Linked DNA regions of Mus musculus: region 2 is linked to region 1. A link is a contact called in ENCODE POLR2A ChIA-PET data. All regions are on one chromosome and are shown on one strand. The core of a region is the stretch at or near the end of the contact, and the rest is flanking DNA. Distances in the headings are between cores, read along the strand shown.

Region 1 (3,832 bases), core at 75-2,574:
CGTCCCCTCCCACTCCCCTCCACACCTCGTTTCAGCTGCCCCGGCTTTGCACCTTGCGGTCGATGCGGACGGTGAAGACGCGTCCATCGCGCAAGGGTTCTCGGCTCAGCACCAGCCCGTGGTTAAACTCTTGGCCCGGCTGCTGCCGCCGCGCCGTGCGCCCGCAGGCCGACAGGCTGACCAAGCGCCCGGTGCGCGGGTGCAGCTCCCCGCCACCGCCGAGACCCCCGCCGGACCCCAGGCCTGGTCCGCTGCTGCCAGGGCCCCCACCCCCGCCGGGCCCCGGTCCTGGCCCGGGGCCCGCCCCAGAGCCCCCACTCCCACCCGACCCCGCCGCCATCGCCGCTGATACCGCGGCCGCGCGACAGCCGCGCTTGGCGGCACCGTGGCAACCGCGGCGGCCAGACGCCCTGGGGGAATACGGCCGGGGGGCTGGGGCCTGGTGTGCTTTACGGCACTGAAGCGTCCGCAGCTAAGGAACCGAGGTCTCTCACGAGGGGAACGGAAGGACGACGGGGTCGGGGGACTGCTTTACGGCCCAGCGGGACGACAGAGGCTACGAGAGCCGGGAAGATTTGGGCTGCTTTTGCGACAGTGGATGGCAGAATCGCCCGCCGCAGGCGTCTTTGCGACGAAGGCGTGCTGGCGCCCAGATACACTTTGCGACGTCGCCCGGCGCCTTGGACCCAACCCTTGTTAGGGAAAAGCGACATATTAGAGCATTCGCCTTAACGCAAGGGCTGGTGGCTTCCCCTAACACCGCACGCTTTAAGGCGATGGAAGTAAACGCTATCTTCGGGACAGAGAAAAAGTAGTTTTATAAATCCAAGTCTCAGCCCTTCACAGTGCCGAGGCCGGAAATGTCGCAATCCGATCACGCATCACACCTCTCCTTGACCCAGTCTCGCACCTCACCCCGCTCCGGCCCCACAGACTTTGCATCACACCTCTCCTACCCGCACACATTTCAAGGCCAACTTGAGCTCTGTGCCAATGAAACTCTTAAATCTTAAAAGTTACTAATAAAAATCCTAGCGGTGTCCCGTTGGGTAATCTCAAGGGACAGAGCGGACACCTCTGAGAGGTTACCTGAGAGCTATTAACAGAACCCAGCCCTACTCAGGCTCTCCCTGGTGTTGCGGGGCTGTGACATCACAAGGCTCCTCACCGCTGGCCAGGCCCCTTGACTGTGATTGGTTGATTCGGAGAAGGGCGGTGATGGAGAAGGGCGGGAACAAATTACAGAGACAAAGAAAGTCTTGGGGTGTAACAATAAGGGAAGGGTGTGCGGAGGAACTCCCAGGCTGAAGTCTGATAGTCGACCTTTCACCTGCCTCAGCGCCAGGGAGAAGAGGCAGAGGAGGTCCGGTCTGACCCGGAGCCCCCAGCGCCCACCGCCCGCCGCGATGGGGGCAGGGCCAACGGGCAGGGCTATGTGCAGCTAGAAGGGTAGGCAGTGGAATTGAAGTGGTTACCAAGTTGAGCTATGGAGAAGCCGGAGTCTCTCGCACCTGTTAGTGGCCTCAGTGCAGAATCCCCTGGGGGGGTTTCTAGGGCAGTACCTGGCAGTGCCAGAGGTATGCAAACAGACACCGGATTACCCCCCGGAGTAGCCTTGCTTCGCGGTCCTGGCTCCCTCTTGCATTCCGGGAACCCTGTAGTCCGCAGTCCTGGTCCAATTCAGCCCTCTGAAGGGGCAGTGACCCTCAATTCAGGACCCGCTCCGCAACTTCAGGAGGTTGCAAGCCTTGGGTCCAGCACATCCCCTGGCACTGGAACTGGTGCAACTAAGGCGTCCACCCCCGGGCCGGAGGAGGCTAAAGTGTACAGCTCGGAGAGTAGTACACACTCCGGGACATCTTTCACGGAGCGGCCTCGGAGCATCCTAAAAAACAGCAGCTCCATTTTGATAAAGAAACCCCCCGGTTCGGAGAAGTAAGCAACTCAGCTGGTTTTTTTTTTTTTTTTGTTTTTTTGTTTTTTTTTTTTTTAATGGTTTTAGAGCTTTATTGTAGAAAGGCAGGGGGAAAGAGCGAGGGAAGGAGGGCTAGAGAGTAAGAAAGGTGAGAGCTTAAATAGCAGCAACTCAGCTTTTAGCCAGCAGCCCTGAGACGGGAGGGAGGGAGGAGTTCAGGACACCTTGAGCTGAAGCCAAGAAAAAAACAGAGTCCCAAGGCCCTGGTTAGGGAGAGGTGGTGAGGTCAAATAGGTTGGAAATCTGAAGTTCCATGACTTGGAGAGGGCAGCAGGTGTCACAGGAATCCTGGCCACACAGCACTGATTATCACTGGGTATCTGGCTCCCATCCTAGCCTCTACGAGGGAATATAAGAAGAATTTTTTGAATGCCGGGAAGAATGAAGGAGACCTCTCTGTTAGGAGAGGGTCGCCAGAAGAGCTTCCTCCTTTGCTCCTTCCCTCACCTTAGGAAGTCTCAGCGCTGGGATGAAATGAACATCTTGGCTACCTACCACCCTGCTGACAAAGACTATGGCTTTATGAAGGCGGATGAGCCCAGAACCCCCTACCACAGGTGCTAAGCCCTAGCTTTTGAGCCTAAACTGTATTCTAACATGTGGCTATGAGGAAGAGGCAGAGAAGCCTCGGGGCACAAACACTGCCTCCTCCTCCTCCTCCTCCTCCTCTGCAGGCTGCAGGACACCGATGAGGACCCATCTGCAGAATCTTCTCTCAAGGTGACTCCTCAGTCAGTGGCAGAGAGGTGAGAGCCCTCTCAGAGATTAGTTGAGCTGTGCCCTCTGCCCTCATACCTTTGAAGGCAGTCTCAGATAGCTTTGTTCCTCAAACCCTAAAATGGTAGGTACTACCTACCTCCTCAGGCCTAACCAAAGCTGATCTAGGCAATCAGCAGCTTGGTCCCCACCCAACACCTACCCCCACCATCATTTTTTTTCCCTTCTGTACCCCCAACTAGTCTCCCTCCCCTTCAGGTTTGCCACAATGGACAATTTCCTCCCCAAGGTCCTCCAGTACGGAGACAACAAAAACTCAAAGGACACAGACAACTTTGCCAAGACATGTATGTGAGACGTGGGGTGGGTCTCGATGGACAGGGGAGCTTGGGTGGGGGGCAGCCCTTCTGTGAAGACCTTGGGGGAAAGCTAAGCTTTCACGCTGGCCCACAGACTCCAGTGATTTTGACAAGCACCGAAAGATACACTACAGTGAAGGGAAGTTCCTAAAGTCCCCAAAAAACCTGCCCACTGAGGAAGAGAGCATTGGGGCTAGTGCCAGCATCAGCAGCAGTAATCAAGCTGTGGCGACAGACCTGAAGCCTAGGCCTGTGGAGAAAGGCTGGGCAGGAAGACTGGCCACAGGAGTCAAAAATGACACTGTCCTGATGACTGATAGCCATGTCTTAAGCACCAACGGTTAGTGACAGGGGCCTCCTGGGGCTGCAGAGTGGAGACAAGAGACTCTTCCAGAGCCCAGATCTCCTTGAAATTTACATGTTTTCAAATCTGTTCTCTTTGGCTCTCTGCTCCTCACATCTCTGCTGTATTCTGATTTATTCAGAGAGCATTGGCCTACAGTCTTGCTCGTCTGACAGAGAGGCAGTGACTGGAGGGGACGCTAGGGAAGGAATGGGAACAACTGGAGCTGAGTCTCCACTGGGGGGGGGGGGGCCTCCAGAGACAAACTGAACAGAGAGATTAAGAGAACCCTTGGGGGATGGGGGTTCACTGAAGGCTTTTTAACATGGGGGAGGGGTGTTAGATGAGAACTTAAACTCTAATCCGGTAGTGGCCTGACTCAAAGGCAGAGCAGGTGGCCACAGGCTCAAGATTGTCTGGGGTACTTTTTCAGATTCT
Region 2 (3,411 bases), core at 204-2,703, 47 kb before region 1:
GCATTTTGCCTGCATATATGTCTGTGTACCACATGTGTACCTGGGGCCAGTGGAAGCCAGAAAAGGGTGTTGGAGCCCCTGGAACTGAAGTTACAGATGGTTGTAGCTTCCACATGTGTGCTGGGAATCAAACCTGATTCTGGAAGAGCAGTCAATGCTTTTATCTGCTGAGCCATCTTTCTTGCCCCTCCACCCTCCTCTTCAGGGAAGAGGAGAAGCAAGAAAAGCAGTCATGACAGGATAGTCCAGAATAAAGTGGTAGTGGTACGGATGAAGAAAACCAATGTGCAAGAGAAGTCAAAACACCAACATTGAGAAGACACCATGAAAGTGACTGGTTAGCTCCTTGGGAAAAGGAACTTGAAGGAGGTCCATACTTGTACGTGTTCGTCATATAAACGGTACCATTCTGGCGGCAGCTAGACTCAGGTCTGGCGTTCCATAGAGGGCTGGGTTGTAGGTTATTGAGCTCTCAGGGGAAGGGTTAATAGAAGAGAGCCACCCCAGAAGTTAGCTACCCTGGTGCAATCCACTAAGGTTCCTCGCTCTCCCTCTAGGTGGCGCCAGAAGCCTTGCACTTCTCTTGGGCCTTTTTCTGAATTGAGCTCTCTCTCCACATTCTTCGCCAGCTCTCTCCCTGGACGTGCTTAGGTCGTGCCCTCTCAGCTGTAGACCCAAAACAGTAGCTGACTCTGGAAAGCTTGTCGCCCACGCGGCCAGCACATGCCTGGAGGCTCAGGGACTTCAGGGAGGGTGGTGTGACTGGCGTGAGCACCTGTCCCTTGGGTCCCCTCCAAGAACCAGTGTAGAGACTATGTGGAGGGGATGGGCCAGTAGGCAGCGCGCCGCCCAGAGATGCGTGGAAAGAAAGGACGATCAGGCATGGTCTCCAGATACACTAGGAACGGAAGTTATTGGTCCCTTGGATCATCTCCTCGTGGGAAGCGTGTCGCGGACCCTTTAAGGCTCCATCTCCTTTGCCCTCCCCCGCCTGGGACAGGCTGGGACACCCGGGACCTGACATTTGGCGGAGCCTAACGTGGGAACTAAAAATAGCCACTCCGGGTTACTTCGGGGCATACACACATACACACACACACACACACACACACACGCGGGCTCTATGTCATCCTGCTGGAGTTACCCCGTACCCTGGCAAGTACATGTAGCCCATACCCTCCTCTTCGACCTTTCAGGGGGACCAGCTGCACTCAATTCTTTCAGAAATTTCGCAGTCCAAGATTTTGGATGGCGGGAAGAGCCTTTTGTTCCAAGGACCCTACTTTGAAAACTCAGAAGCAGGCGGGAACCTTAGGGGCGTGTCTCCCCAGCCAGCACTAGGGCTAGGGGTGGGGGCGTGGCCTTTTGGGGTGTGCGGGCTCCTGGCCAATGGGTGTTGTGAAGGGCGTGTCCTATGGCGGGGCGGGAGTGGGGAGGTGGCTTCAGCTCTCCGCATCTTTCCCCCTCAAGCGGGTCTCACTAGATCCCGGAGAGCCTTGGTGCTCTCCGGTTCCGTGGGTTGTGGCAGTGAGTCCCACCAGACCCGCCCTTTGCACACGGCTTCCGAACGCCGGGGTCTCGTGCCGGCCAGGCCCGGACCCTATACCCTATTCATTTTTTTCTTATTGCAGCGCCTGAGTCTTTTCTTCTTTTAAAACAAGATGCCGTCGGGTTTCCAGCAGATCGGCTCTGACGTAAGGTTCAGCATACCGGGGCGAATTGGGAAATCTGGTCCAGTTTTTCTTGGGCTGAGTTTGGGGTTGGGGTCAGCTAGGAGGCGGTTCTTGCGCAGGCGCAGGGGTTGGAGATGGGGGGCTGGCTATTTATATTCAGCCTAGACAACCCGTGACTGTCAAATTCCAATCCCGCCAAGAGACAGAGTGGGTCCGAGAGACTCTTTACGCGCCCAGGCTGAGAGACTGGATTCTCGGGAATCCAGAACTTGTCTCCTAGCCTACTGTGCACTGCATGGGGTGACACTCTGCCCACGACTCTATTTGGAATGGTAGATCCAGAGTCTCGCCTTCCCTTCCCGGAGCTGTTCAGATTTACGGTGTTTCTAGGACCCGAGCACTTCGGGGGCCCCACCCCCACTGCTGGCTGTCTTCCAGGAGGCTGAACTTTCTCTCGGCCTTGCGGTGGGTGGAGGGGCAGAGGGGAGTGTCAGCCCCCCCCCCCAGCTCAGGTTTCCTCTTGGAGACAGACTGTGCCGCCAGCAGTAGCCACCACTGCCACCGCCCCTCACACCACTCACTACCATCCCTCCTCTTCCCCTGGGCATGGCTCTCTCTCCCTGCTAAAATCCCCCCTCACATCCCCGAGTACTTGGTCCCAGTTTAGGAGCTGAGGGTTGGCTAGGCCTAGACCTAAAAGGCTACCCCAAAGCAATGACCCAGACGCCCTTTCTGGACTAGCCATTCTTGGGCCTGTTTACGGCCTACTGGAGCAAGCTGAGAGAACTTCCAGAAGGAAGAGACAAGGGCTAGAGGTGATGTTAAAACATTATTTATATTAGTTTATAAAACAGGCACTGTCTGGGATACTGTTATAGTTGATTTTGATTTTTCAAGTGTTTTCACAGACTGACAGGTAGCCGAGGGAGGCAATATCACCTGACAGAAGAGGAAATCCAGGTTCAGTTTAGAGTGGGGAAGTGACTTACCCAAGGTCACACAAGTCTTGAGTCTGTCTCAAGGTCACAGGGGAATTTTGAGGTCCAGATCCTCAAACTTTTGCCTGTGGTGTGGACACAGAGATCGGTTTTTTCCTACATGCCCAGGTTCCTGTGGCGTTCTGTTTACAGTGAGATCTTTGTACAATTCCTAATATGGCCCACTTTCTCTCATCCAGTATGTTGGATGGAGCCCAGAATCTTCATGCTGCAGCTAGGCCTGGGCCCCTGAAGGAAGTCAAACATGACTCTACATGACATACCTTCCTTTGTTTCTGTCTGTCCAGGATGGGGAACCCCCTCGGCAGCGAGTGACTGGAACACTGGTCCTAGCTGTATTCTCAGCTGTGCTTGGCTCCCTTCAGTTTGGCTATAACATTGGGGTTATCAATGCCCCACAGAAGGTGAGTGACCTACCAGCTGTTGGGGTGTGGTGGGCGGGGTATATCAGGCAGTGGAAAGAGAAAGGTCTCTAGAGTTACTCCCATATTCCCCCCCCTCCCTCGCAACCAGGTGATTGAACAGAGCTACAATGCAACGTGGCTGGGTAGGCAAGGTCCTGGGGGACCGGATTCCATCCCACAAGGCACCCTCACTACGCTCTGGGCTCTCTCCGTGGCCATCTTCTCTGTGGGTGGCATGATCTCTTCCTTTCTCATTGGCATCATTTCTCAATGGTTGGGAAGGTATGGAGCTGGAGGGCAGAGGAGGGGAGGAGTAGGACGGAGGGCCACAGCATG

What was found. ChIA-PET counts read pairs that join two places held with the same protein, here RNA polymerase II (POLR2A).
Region 2: POLR2A ChIA-PET joins it to region 1 with 14 read pairs in embryonic stem cell. The contact joins the promoter of Slc2a4 here to the promoter of 2810408A11Rik in region 1. POLR2A ChIA-PET finds 5 or more read pairs at or near these places in 3 of 5 experiments (Patski and embryonic stem cell).

What each region holds. Positions count from the first base shown.
Region 1 is chr11:69,898,406-69,902,237 of GRCm38, reverse strand. It overlaps 2810408A11Rik (RIKEN cDNA 2810408A11 gene), which reads left to right and starts at 1,324. Exons shown (of 9, transcript NM_001382461.1): 1 at 1,324-1,935; 2 at 2,428-2,532; 3 at 2,650-2,721; 4 at 2,951-3,039; 5 at 3,146-3,391; 6 at 3,828-3,832. The coding sequence starts at 1,487. Neurl4 (neuralized E3 ubiquitin protein ligase 4) reads right to left here and starts at 422. Exons shown (of 29, transcript NM_001013414.3): 1 at 53-422. The coding sequence starts at 340.
Region 2 is chr11:69,946,232-69,949,642 of GRCm38, reverse strand. It overlaps Slc2a4 (solute carrier family 2 (facilitated glucose transporter), member 4), which reads left to right and starts at 1,453. Exons shown (of 11, transcript NM_009204.2): 1 at 1,453-1,694; 2 at 2,959-3,075; 3 at 3,185-3,357. The coding sequence starts at 1,662.